Linked DNA regions of Homo sapiens: region 2 is linked to region 1. The links are chromatin contacts, found by Hi-C or POLR2A ChIA-PET in ENCODE. All regions are on one chromosome and are shown on one strand. Each heading gives the region's core, a stretch centred on a gene start or an enhancer-like site at or near the end of the contact. The rest is flanking DNA. Distances are from core to core; before and after follow the strand shown.

What was found. Hi-C counts contacts between places; a loop is a spot of excess contacts on that map. ChIA-PET counts read pairs that join two places held with the same protein, here RNA polymerase II (POLR2A). Pooled maps may share reads with other maps.
Region 2: a pooled map shows a loop between it and region 1 (2.0-fold over the local background). The contact joins two enhancer-like sites. A Hi-C loop is called at or near these places in 2 of 50 pooled maps. POLR2A ChIA-PET finds 5 or more read pairs at or near these places in 2 of 52 experiments (OCI-LY7 and activated T-cell).

Annotation. Positions count from the first base shown.
Region 1 is chr2:151,727,307-151,732,290 of GRCh38, forward strand. NEB (nebulin) reads right to left here. Exons shown (of 182, transcript NM_001164508.2): 4 at 2,309-2,350; 5 at 385-600. Among named protein-coding and RNA genes, the nearest start is that of NEB, 4.7 kb to the right of the region's middle. Within about 2 kb of position 3,090, at least 2 of the 41 ENCODE cell types and tissues checked have a DNase peak (open chromatin) inside an H3K27ac peak, as active enhancers do.
Region 2 is chr2:152,001,921-152,006,904 of GRCh38, forward strand. All of the region lies in intron 2 of CACNB4 (calcium voltage-gated channel auxiliary subunit beta 4), which reads right to left. Among named protein-coding and RNA genes, the nearest start is that of CACNB4, 95 kb to the right of the region's middle. Within about 2 kb of position 2,896, at least 5 of the 41 ENCODE cell types and tissues checked have a DNase peak (open chromatin) inside an H3K27ac peak, as active enhancers do.

The sequences.
Region 1 (4,984 bases), core at 1,840-4,339:
CTAGTCTACTAAGAAGCTATTCTGCTGACATTGTTTAAATATGTTAAGTAGCTTCTGTGAACTGGCCTAAATTAAATCTGTATTTATGATTTCATTATTCTAGATTGGCTAATAGTGATTAAATACCAATAAATGCTTTATGATTGGCCTTATGCTTATTTTGCAGGAATGATTTCAATAAGAATGCTTTCTTATGCTGCAATGGTATAAATGAATTACATAAAAGGAAAATTCAACAGTCACAAGAGCCTATAATTTGCAAAATAAGTTTTTGTTTCATACAGGTTTGAGAAACAAATCCAGCCAGCATCCAAAACAGAGTGAGTTGAGATAAGTAATTTCTTAATAATCAAGCCAGGTTAGCAGAAGTTGTTTGAAACTTACTGGGCTAAAAAGATCCTGCATTTTCTGACTGTGTGCAATGTAGGGGGTCATGAACTTTGAAGGATCCACTTTCTTCCGGATGACCTTCCTCCTCTCCACCGGCTTTGCTGATGCTGGCTGTGCCAGTGCTGGCTGTGCCAGAGCTGGTTTGGAAGTTTCTGATTGCTCATAGTCAGATGTCCTTGTTGTCGTAGTCTCATAAATTTTTGTTATTGTCTGAAAATTTGATATGCAGTTCAACATTGTTGTGAAAGTAAAAACTGTGCTACTGTGATCTTAGTATATATTAGTCTAACTTCAAGTCAGATATACATTCCTGGTGTTACTTCTCCATATCTAAAGTAAGCCAAAGCAGGAAATGGCACACTGTAGCCGTATGAAGGCACATTATGTACACAAATCTGAATGCTGATTGTTGGGATTGCGTGGAATAAAAAGTTTACTCCTTATTACTTTGCAACATTGCCTTAAGTTTGCATTTGCAGAAAGACACTCGAACACTTCAAAGTAGTGGGGGGGAAATTGGCAATAAACTATTTTTTTAAAACAGTTGAAAATCTTAAGTTGCCTGGGTAAAGTAAAAGCAAACTTGAGTTCGGGGAACAAAAGGTTAAGATAATCAAACAAAGCTCAAATTCTTGACTTTAATATTAACTTGTAAATGACTAAGGGAAAATTGGTCGTTTGTTCTGCAGGGATTTAGGCATTCTCCACTGTAGTAGGAGACAAAGAATAATGAACTTTAAAAAAATGAATCGCATCAATATTATAAGAGATTTTCATTCCCTTGGCTTAGTCAGTTAATTAATGTGAACCGGAGTGCCATTTACACTAATAAATGCTTAGGTGGACAAGAATAATGATGACAACATAATGGGGTAATTATCCTCACAACAGTCCTATCTACGTAGTAGGTGAGAAATTACTATTTCTTACAGCAGGCTGTAGTGGAAGACACTAAGACCCAAAGTTTGGGTCTAATCCAAGGTTAAAAATAATGCATGTAAGAAAAAAAGATAAGCAGCCAACTCTTCAATCCATTTCACAGTATCCTTCCCTTCACAGCTAATATCATCTGTACCAAAGAATTCTAGCATCAATTATGAAAAGAGAACCTAGTAAGGAAATTGTACATTTACAAAAACCCCCTCTAGTGTTGTCACATCATTGCTAATAGGTTGTTTTCTGCCCATGATTACCTAGGCATGGTTGACTGTGAGAGACTAACCAAATTACAGCATCTACAGATACTAGTTTTTATGCAGTCACAGGCTCTCTGAACAAGCTTCAGGATTAACCATCCATATCACTGTTTGTCATGCTCAAAGAGAAACAGCTGCATGCAGAAAATAAAGCATGAGAGAGGTATTTCACCTTGAAAAAAAAAAGAGCTTGAACGTGGAATATTTATGGTAATAGGTTATTTAGAATTGCTAATGTGCTAAAATCTGAGTAGCATTTCAATGCATCATCAGGGACGAAGCCCTGGAGACACCATCCCTGGTGGCAGAGATGGTGTCCTACAAGTTATAACTCCACACAGTAAAACTGCTTGTCCCTATGCCAATCACAAAGCCAAGGCTCCTTGGCTTGTTGTCACCATCCCTCCTGCTGCTGTTGGAGAATGGTGATAGCCACTGACATTATTCTAATTAGCTTCATCTACACAAAAATATCACACAGAAGAAATAGGGGGAACCACCCCCTGCCATCTTGCGTTTTTTGAATAGGAAAAAAAGGTGAAATAATCCATCAAACAGGTAATGTTTGTGCTTTCACACCAGCTTCTGGGCACAGGTAGGTGAGTGATCCTCTGTCAGATAATCCCTTTTGCCATCTTTGTGGCCCTGGGAGTCTAAGAAAGGAGAAAGCTCTTCCTGCTTTAATGAGAATGCAGTTTATGCAGCTGTGGGCTGGGCCTTACCTCTCCCGGCACCTCTTCGTAAACCACTTCTTCTGTGTAGTACTGTAAATAGAGCACAAAGGCATTGGCAAGAGAACCAAAGCAGAAACCACCTCTCCTCTGCCTCAGCTGAACCACTTAGGTGACTGCACTAGCTCGGTTGATTTGGAATGTCTGTGGGAAAGGGGTAGGTGAGGGAGCCTGTTCATATTTTGGAACCCATCTTCACTTTGTAATACTTCAGGAAAGCTAAAGTGAATGCCATCCAAATGGACAAAGAGATGCAGAGGGCTGAGAAAAATGTATGAGGCTGTTTTTTAATCAAGAGAAGCTATTTTACTTTACTGGGACATGGAAATTTTTTTCTTATGGTCCCCAAGATAGAATTTGCTGAGAAGAGAATACAATAAGAAGATCCTGAGTGTGTGGGTTGGGCAGAGAGGAACTGTGATAAAACTCACTGTTTGCAAACTAACAATAAACTAAAACAGAAACTCGAGTGTGAATACATTTTTAAATGGATTGCATCATGGAAATAATAAGATCCCAAGGTATATCCACATCTCAATTATTCCTATACCCTCCTGATTAGTAAGTAATAAGTTTCTTCTGGAGTGATGGGTGAGTCCCTTTCAATAGTGTGATTGTCCTAAACAGAGTGGTGCTAATATGAAAACTGGTAAATGCCAAGTAATGAAGGGGAAAATGAGAAGATTCTTCATCACAAAGTGTGGGAAAGGTAGGCTGCAATTTGCCATAGTGGCTCTGAGGTCATCATGGCCTGCATGATGGATCTGCAGCCTGGATCTGAAACCAAGTCTACTTTTGTTCTACTTCTGACATCACCAGCAATAAATAGATGCAGAAAGGAACTGGTTGACACTTGGTTTCAGATGTGTAAGGAGAGAGGAATCCTGTCCTTAGCCTCACCCTGCTCTGTAGGGTGAACAGAAGGAGAGGCTCGTTTAGGCCAAGCACATGAGGAAAGGGATAAAGATGAAACACTTGGCTCATTTCTTAGTGAAAAAAAAAAAAAAAAAAAAAGGATGTAAAACACTTTATGCTTCCTTTTTCTTATCTTTAACACCAAAACATACAGCACTCAAGGGAAGGGAAAACATTAAGATGCAAAATTTCCCTCAATGGCCTGCATTCTTTTCAGTGAAGTGTCATCAAATTACTTAACCATTGTCAGTAGGCCGCCTGTGCTATTTCACCTGCGTTAACAATCGTCTAGAACTTGCCTAATGTTCCTCATTCTTGTGCTTTCTTTACTCTTGAGCTATTGTTTTAATTTAAAATCTAATTCTGCCTGTATGTCGTTACACATAGCAACAAAAATCACAAGCACTGACAGGACAGAGATTTGCTTTTTTACAGTTGTGACTTTTCAGCACATGAGAAATATCATTTGGACACTAGAAAATATTGTTTGATGCTGACGCCACATAGAGTCATTCCTCCAGTCACACAAAACATCAGTGGCTTCAGAAGAAATATTAAAATAAAATGGAAGATTCACAACTATTTTGGATTTTCTCAGCATCCAAGTTTAAAAGCAGCTCCTTGGAAACCATTCAATTTTACCTTTGCTGGGCTCTCACCATTGGTAAATCCATCTTAGAAATACGCTTATAAAAGAGGCAACATTATTTAAATGGTTGGCATTAACTTGTATGCCAAATCTCACTCTTTTTTTAGAGCTGTGCCACTAATTAGATAGTGCATCCTTGCTTCTCTCTCTTTCTTTTCAAGTTTAAGTTAGAGTAGAGAGAACAGTAAAACTTTATTTCAGATGTCCAAGATCCCAAGGAGATATATTTTTAAAGCCAGTTCTTCTCTGTTTTCTGCATATTTTTAAAGCTAGTTCCTCTCTGTTTTCTAAAATCTTCCCTGGCCATTTTTTCGAATGCACCACCCTCTTATGCTCATGATCTTTTTTGAGGTCAAAGAGATCTCAGTTCAATACTTTCTGGCAGGCAGTCTATTCGTTTATCACCTGCTGGTCAGACACAGATGCTGTAATGGGAACAAAATGGTAGGGATGGGATGTCTAAAAATAGCCACCTCCTTTTTTATGACATCTAGTTGAATCAATCAAGTCTAGCACTAAGGACAATTTCCAGTGGCAAAGGTACACAATTATTTTAAGAAAGACAAGGGATATTTAAGTTGGAGAGTAAAAACTGTTACTGGCATTATTATCATAGGGAAGACAATTTAATTTATAATTGTATTAGTGTTTGACAGTGATATTTCTGACCCTTAGGTACATAAGTAAAATGCACACTAGTGATAATATCAGCATGAAAGATGTGGTATCAGCATTTAAGCCAGAGAGGCTGAGTGTTACATTGTACGAGATTCATTCTATTTTTTCCCTCATATCCTTCAGTAATAAAAGCTATTTTATTTGTAGAATAAATAAAATTTTCTTCATCTAAATATAGACTGGTCACTAAAATAATTTTCCAAAGAGAAATTTTGGCACTGCCACCTAAAATTTGGTTCTGGGTAGCTCTTACAGTTAATTTCAGTCTTATTAAAAAGCACAGATTTTCAAAACTGCCTCCAAGTGCCTTAGGCATTTGGAGATTTTCATGTGTTTAGATCATCATCATTAATTGGTAATTATTAAGCACATTCAGATTCATGGCACTGTATTTATGTGCATTATAGTTCCAAGCCTTTAGATTT
Region 2 (4,984 bases), core at 1,646-4,145, 270 kb after region 1:
GGAGAGGTAGTCATTTTAGAAAGCTGGCTTCTGCCATTCTGCCAGCAAAAACCTAACTGTGCTAACAACGAGCATTTCTCCAAGGAGTGATCCACAGCACACCAAAGTCTTCACATGCCACACACCCCTACAAGAGGGACTGCTCACAACCTTTCCGTGTGTGCTTCAGGCATGATCATGGATATGAACAGCAATGCCGCACCTCCACGATCTGCAAGTCCCAGGAGATTTTAAAACAAAAGCCATCTCAGAGTTTCAGCAGTGGCTGACTTGCAGTACAGCAACATTTTTAAAGAGAAGAGGCTTTTTTTGTTCCTCTGTCCTCTTTCGTCCTCTTACTTGAAACACACACACACATACATATACACACACATGTGATGGCACTTCTTGATTCAATGAATTGGGAATATGATTTTTTTAGGAAGACAATTTTTTTAATACCAAATCATGTGGAGCTGATATAAATCAAAGATGTATCTGTGTGGGTCTTTCTCTGTTCATATATACAGCAAATACTGTCGAGGTTATACAGCGACCATGGCCTAAATAGCTGCAGTGGAAGATTTTGCAGATACTTCCCCAAAGCAAAATGTTATTGGAATCTATTCATTTTAATAAGAATTCTTCTGAGATCAAATATGCAACTTATCCAACTAACTAATTGTTGCCTTGGTCAAGTTAATTCACCTCTCTGAGACTTGGTTCTATCATCTATCAAATATATTTAACAATGTGTACCTTATACCACACAGAGTTGCTGTAAGAATTCAATGTAACCACATGTGATAGTGTGATTCAAATGTGCAGTATGGCTATTATCATTCACACCAAATAGATACAGCAGCATCAAAATGAGCTTGATACCATTCTATGTGGTGTTAGTGATGACCAAGGACTCAAAAGGAAGCATCTGTGGTTACATGCAATAAAGAGGTACTAGTGTTAGCAGGATTCCTATTTGAAATAACTTAGTATTTGCATTTTTGAGTTTAGCAGAAAGTCTCCATTTGAATTAATAAGGGTAGAAAATTTGAGAGCCCCAATTAGGTTCTGCATTTTTAAAATACATTCCATCAATGAACATCATGCAAAGCATGCTTTCCACTCCCAAGCAAATGAATTTCCATCTCCAGGGCCCATGGAAAATATAAAGTTTTGCCTGATACCATTTTCTTCCTGTAATTTAAAGACATTCATCTATACCATTTGCTTTATTATCCAGATTTTAAAAACATATCTCGGCCGGGCATGGTGCCTCACACCTGTAATCCCAGCACTTTGGGAGGCTGAGGCAGGCAGATTGCCTGAGGTCAGGAGTTCAAGACCAGTCTGGCCAATATGGTGAAACCCTGTCTCTATTAAAAATACAAAAAAAATTAGCCGGGCCTGGTGGCATGCACCTATAATCCCAGCTACTTGGGAGGCTGAGGCAGGGGAATTGCTTCAACCAGGGAGGTGGAGGTTGCAGTGAGCCAAGATTGTGCCACTGCACTCCAGCCTGGGCGACAGACCAAGATTCCATCTAAAAAAAAAAAAAAAATCTCTACAGCTGTTCTCATAACTTACACAGCCCCATTTTTCAAAACAGCTCTTGATGCGCTTATTATATTTTGACCTCCTCTCCAAAAGAAAGGAGACACATTTCAGTGAAAGCTTTAAGGTTTTTCTGCGGCAGTTCCCTCCTCCCCCTTCTCTGCTCTATTTTGGTATGGGTTACCTTTCACAGTGTTCTAGAGAAACCTCTCTTCGTTTTCCAGCCTCAAGGTAACTGGATAAAAATGTAATTCATCATTGTATTGACTATATTTAGATATACAGAATTCTTGAAATATTTACAGTAAAGAAGGAAGATTTTTAAGTTAGTTGAGGATGCTGGGATGGAGGAAAAGGAATATTTTAAAGAGAAATTAATAAAAAAAAAAACCTTACTTTAAAAAAAAACCAAACAAACATGGTCTCTGTCACCCAGGCTGGAGTGCAATGGTGCCATTAAGGCTCACTGCAGCCTTAAACTTCTGGGGTCAAGCAATCCTCTCACCTCTGCCTCCCAAGTACTCGGACCACAGGCACATGCCACCATGTCTGGTGACAGGATCTCGTTGTTACCCAGGCTGGTCTTGAACTCCTGGGCTCAAGTGATCCTCCTGCCTCAGTCTCCAAAAGCGCTGGGACTATAGGCATGAGCCACCGTGCCTGGTTGATTTGCTCAACTTTGACAAATCTTTGTAGGTACCTGAAGAACATGTACATTCCATAGCTATATCCTGAATAAGTAAGTCGGGTACCTGTGAGGAGGGCACCATACACCTTCCTTTATTTCCCTCTGAATGAACCCCTGGCAAACTCTCCTCTACCTACCCACTGCCCTGAGAGGTTCAGGCACTACCTAGTCCCTTCCAAGATCCTCCTCTCCTTTTCGATGTTCTGTGCAGAAGCCCCATTCCTGCCCTTCTGTGCAACTTAATTTAGCATATATTGGTCACACTTCTGCCCTGTGCAAGCCCCATGTTAAGGAAGGTCTTAGTTGAAAGCACTAGACCAATGTGCAAGAGCAGGTCCTGAGTTATTCAAAACTGGAAACAACCCCCGTGTCCCCCCTACTTTACATACATACACACACACACACACACACACACACACACACACACATGCTAACAACCAAAACCTCCTTCAGTCAATCCTGCCCCTCCTGCCTTCAGTGGAGTGGGCAGCTGATGCAGGAAGGAGTTGACTTATGAAATGACAGAGTCCCTTCTAGTTTTCCTGAAATTACAAAATCTACCAGCAGAATAGGGCTCCCGCAGCACCACTTAGCTGGGCTGGACAATGGGGATAGGGGAGGAGTCAGAGGCACTGTGGCAACCAGGTCACATCAGCATTCTTCAATAGGAAGACCATAAATATCAGTGGTTAAGCAGTTTTTCTGTTTCTTCAAGGCAGAGCCACAGCGGCGTTTCTTGTCTGTTTCTCTTTCTTAAGGAGCACTGGGTAGTGACATCTAGTGGTCCCTATTTAAATTACTCTTGGATGCAAATCAAAACCACAATGAGACACCATCTCACACCAGTCAGAATTGCTATTATTAAAAAGTCAAAAAATAACAGATGCTGGTGAGGTCGTGGCAAAAAAGAAATGCTTATAAACTGTTGGTGGGAATGCAAATTAGTTCAGCCCCTGTGGAAAGCACTTTGGAAATTTTGCAAAGAACTAAAAATAGAACTACCATTCAACCCAGCAGTTCCATTACTGGGTATCTACTCAAAGGAGAATGAATCTTTCTGCCATAAAGACACATGCATGTGTATGTTCATCGCAGTACTATTCACAGTAGCAAAGACATGGACTCAACCTACATGCCCATCAGTGGTGGATCAGACAAAGAAAACGTGGGACATATACATCAGGGAATACTAGGCAGTCATAAAAAGAACAAAATCAGGTTCTTTGCAGCAATGTGGATGCAGCAGGAGGCTGTCATCCTAAGAGAACTAATGCAGAAATGGAAAATCAAGAACTGAATGTTCTCACTTATAAGTGAGAGCTAAAATTTGGGGTCACACAGACATAAAGATGGGAACAAGAGACAATGGAGACTTCAAAAGGAGGGAGTGAGGGGGGCGGAAAAACTTCCTATTGGGTACTATGTTCATGATCTGGGTGAAGGGATCCATAGAAACACAAACCTCAGCACCACACAACCTCGTCCTTGGAACAAACCTGCACATGTATTTCTAAATCTACAATAAAAATGGAAACATTTCTTAAATTACTCTTGGACTACAGTGCCATGACAAAATAAATGAGAAACAGCTTTCAGGAAACTCAGAGTTAATTCTAAGTGCAAGTGCAACCACCACTGTGTCCCAGATTTCTGTCACAACCATTTCGGGCAAGTTACTTCCCCTTTCTGCACCTCCATTTCCTTATTTGTAAATAGGGATAACAATGGAACCAAGTACATGGGCTATTTGGAGGACTGAAGGAGATAATATATGCAAAATGCTCAGAACGGTGCCTGGCACATAGTCAGCATTCAACAATGTTCGCTATCATTAGTATTCTACTCCACCTGTCTTTGTCATACCATAAAAATCATTTTTTAAGTACTTAGTGAAAGTGCATCAATTTTTACCCATAATCTTCTAGTGCTATTGACACAGCCAGGAAGATATGCCTCATATACCATGTGGTCTTGCATATGCCCTCGACACCACTCTGCATGCCTTCAAAGGGCACAGCAACCTCACCATCAGAAGTTCAATGTCATCCAAGCCCATCAGTGGCCCACATTGCCCAGGATTTATGTTTGAGATCTGAATGTCTCAGGTGGGATGTGCTCTATTCAGCTTGCCACAGTCCATACTACTCCCTGTCACCTGGACTAAGCCACTTGTCTCACATTTGTTACCTGCTGGCCTCTGAAAACACTTGAGTTTGAGTTTGATGCCCCCGTTCCATATCTCTCTTTTTTCTTTTCTTTCTTTTTTTTTTTTTTTCTTTGAGATGGAGTCTCACTCTGTTGTCCAGGCTGGAGTGCAGTGATGCAGTCTCGGCTCACTGAAACCTCCGCCTCCTGGGTTCAAGCGATTCATGCCTCAGCCTCCCAAGTAGCTGGGACTACAGGTGTGAGCCACCACATCTGGCTAATTTTTGTACTTTTTAGTAGGGTTTTGACATGGTGGCCAGGCGGGTTTCAAACTCCTGACCTCAAGTGATCCACCTGCCTTGGCCTCCCAAAGTGCTGGGATTACAGGCATGAGACACCACGCCTGGCCCTATATCTCTTACTCTGGGATTGAAAGCCTTTCATTATCTGCCCTGGTAGTCACGTTTCATTCATACGAACCCTACATACCAACCATCGTCATGGCAGCTGAATATTTAAGTTCCCACCAGTTTCTGGATCTTTCCTTAGCCAGCTCCTATCTATCTAGAATACCTCCTATCCTCTTTCCACCCCAATCCTGCCTCTCCTCCAAGGTCC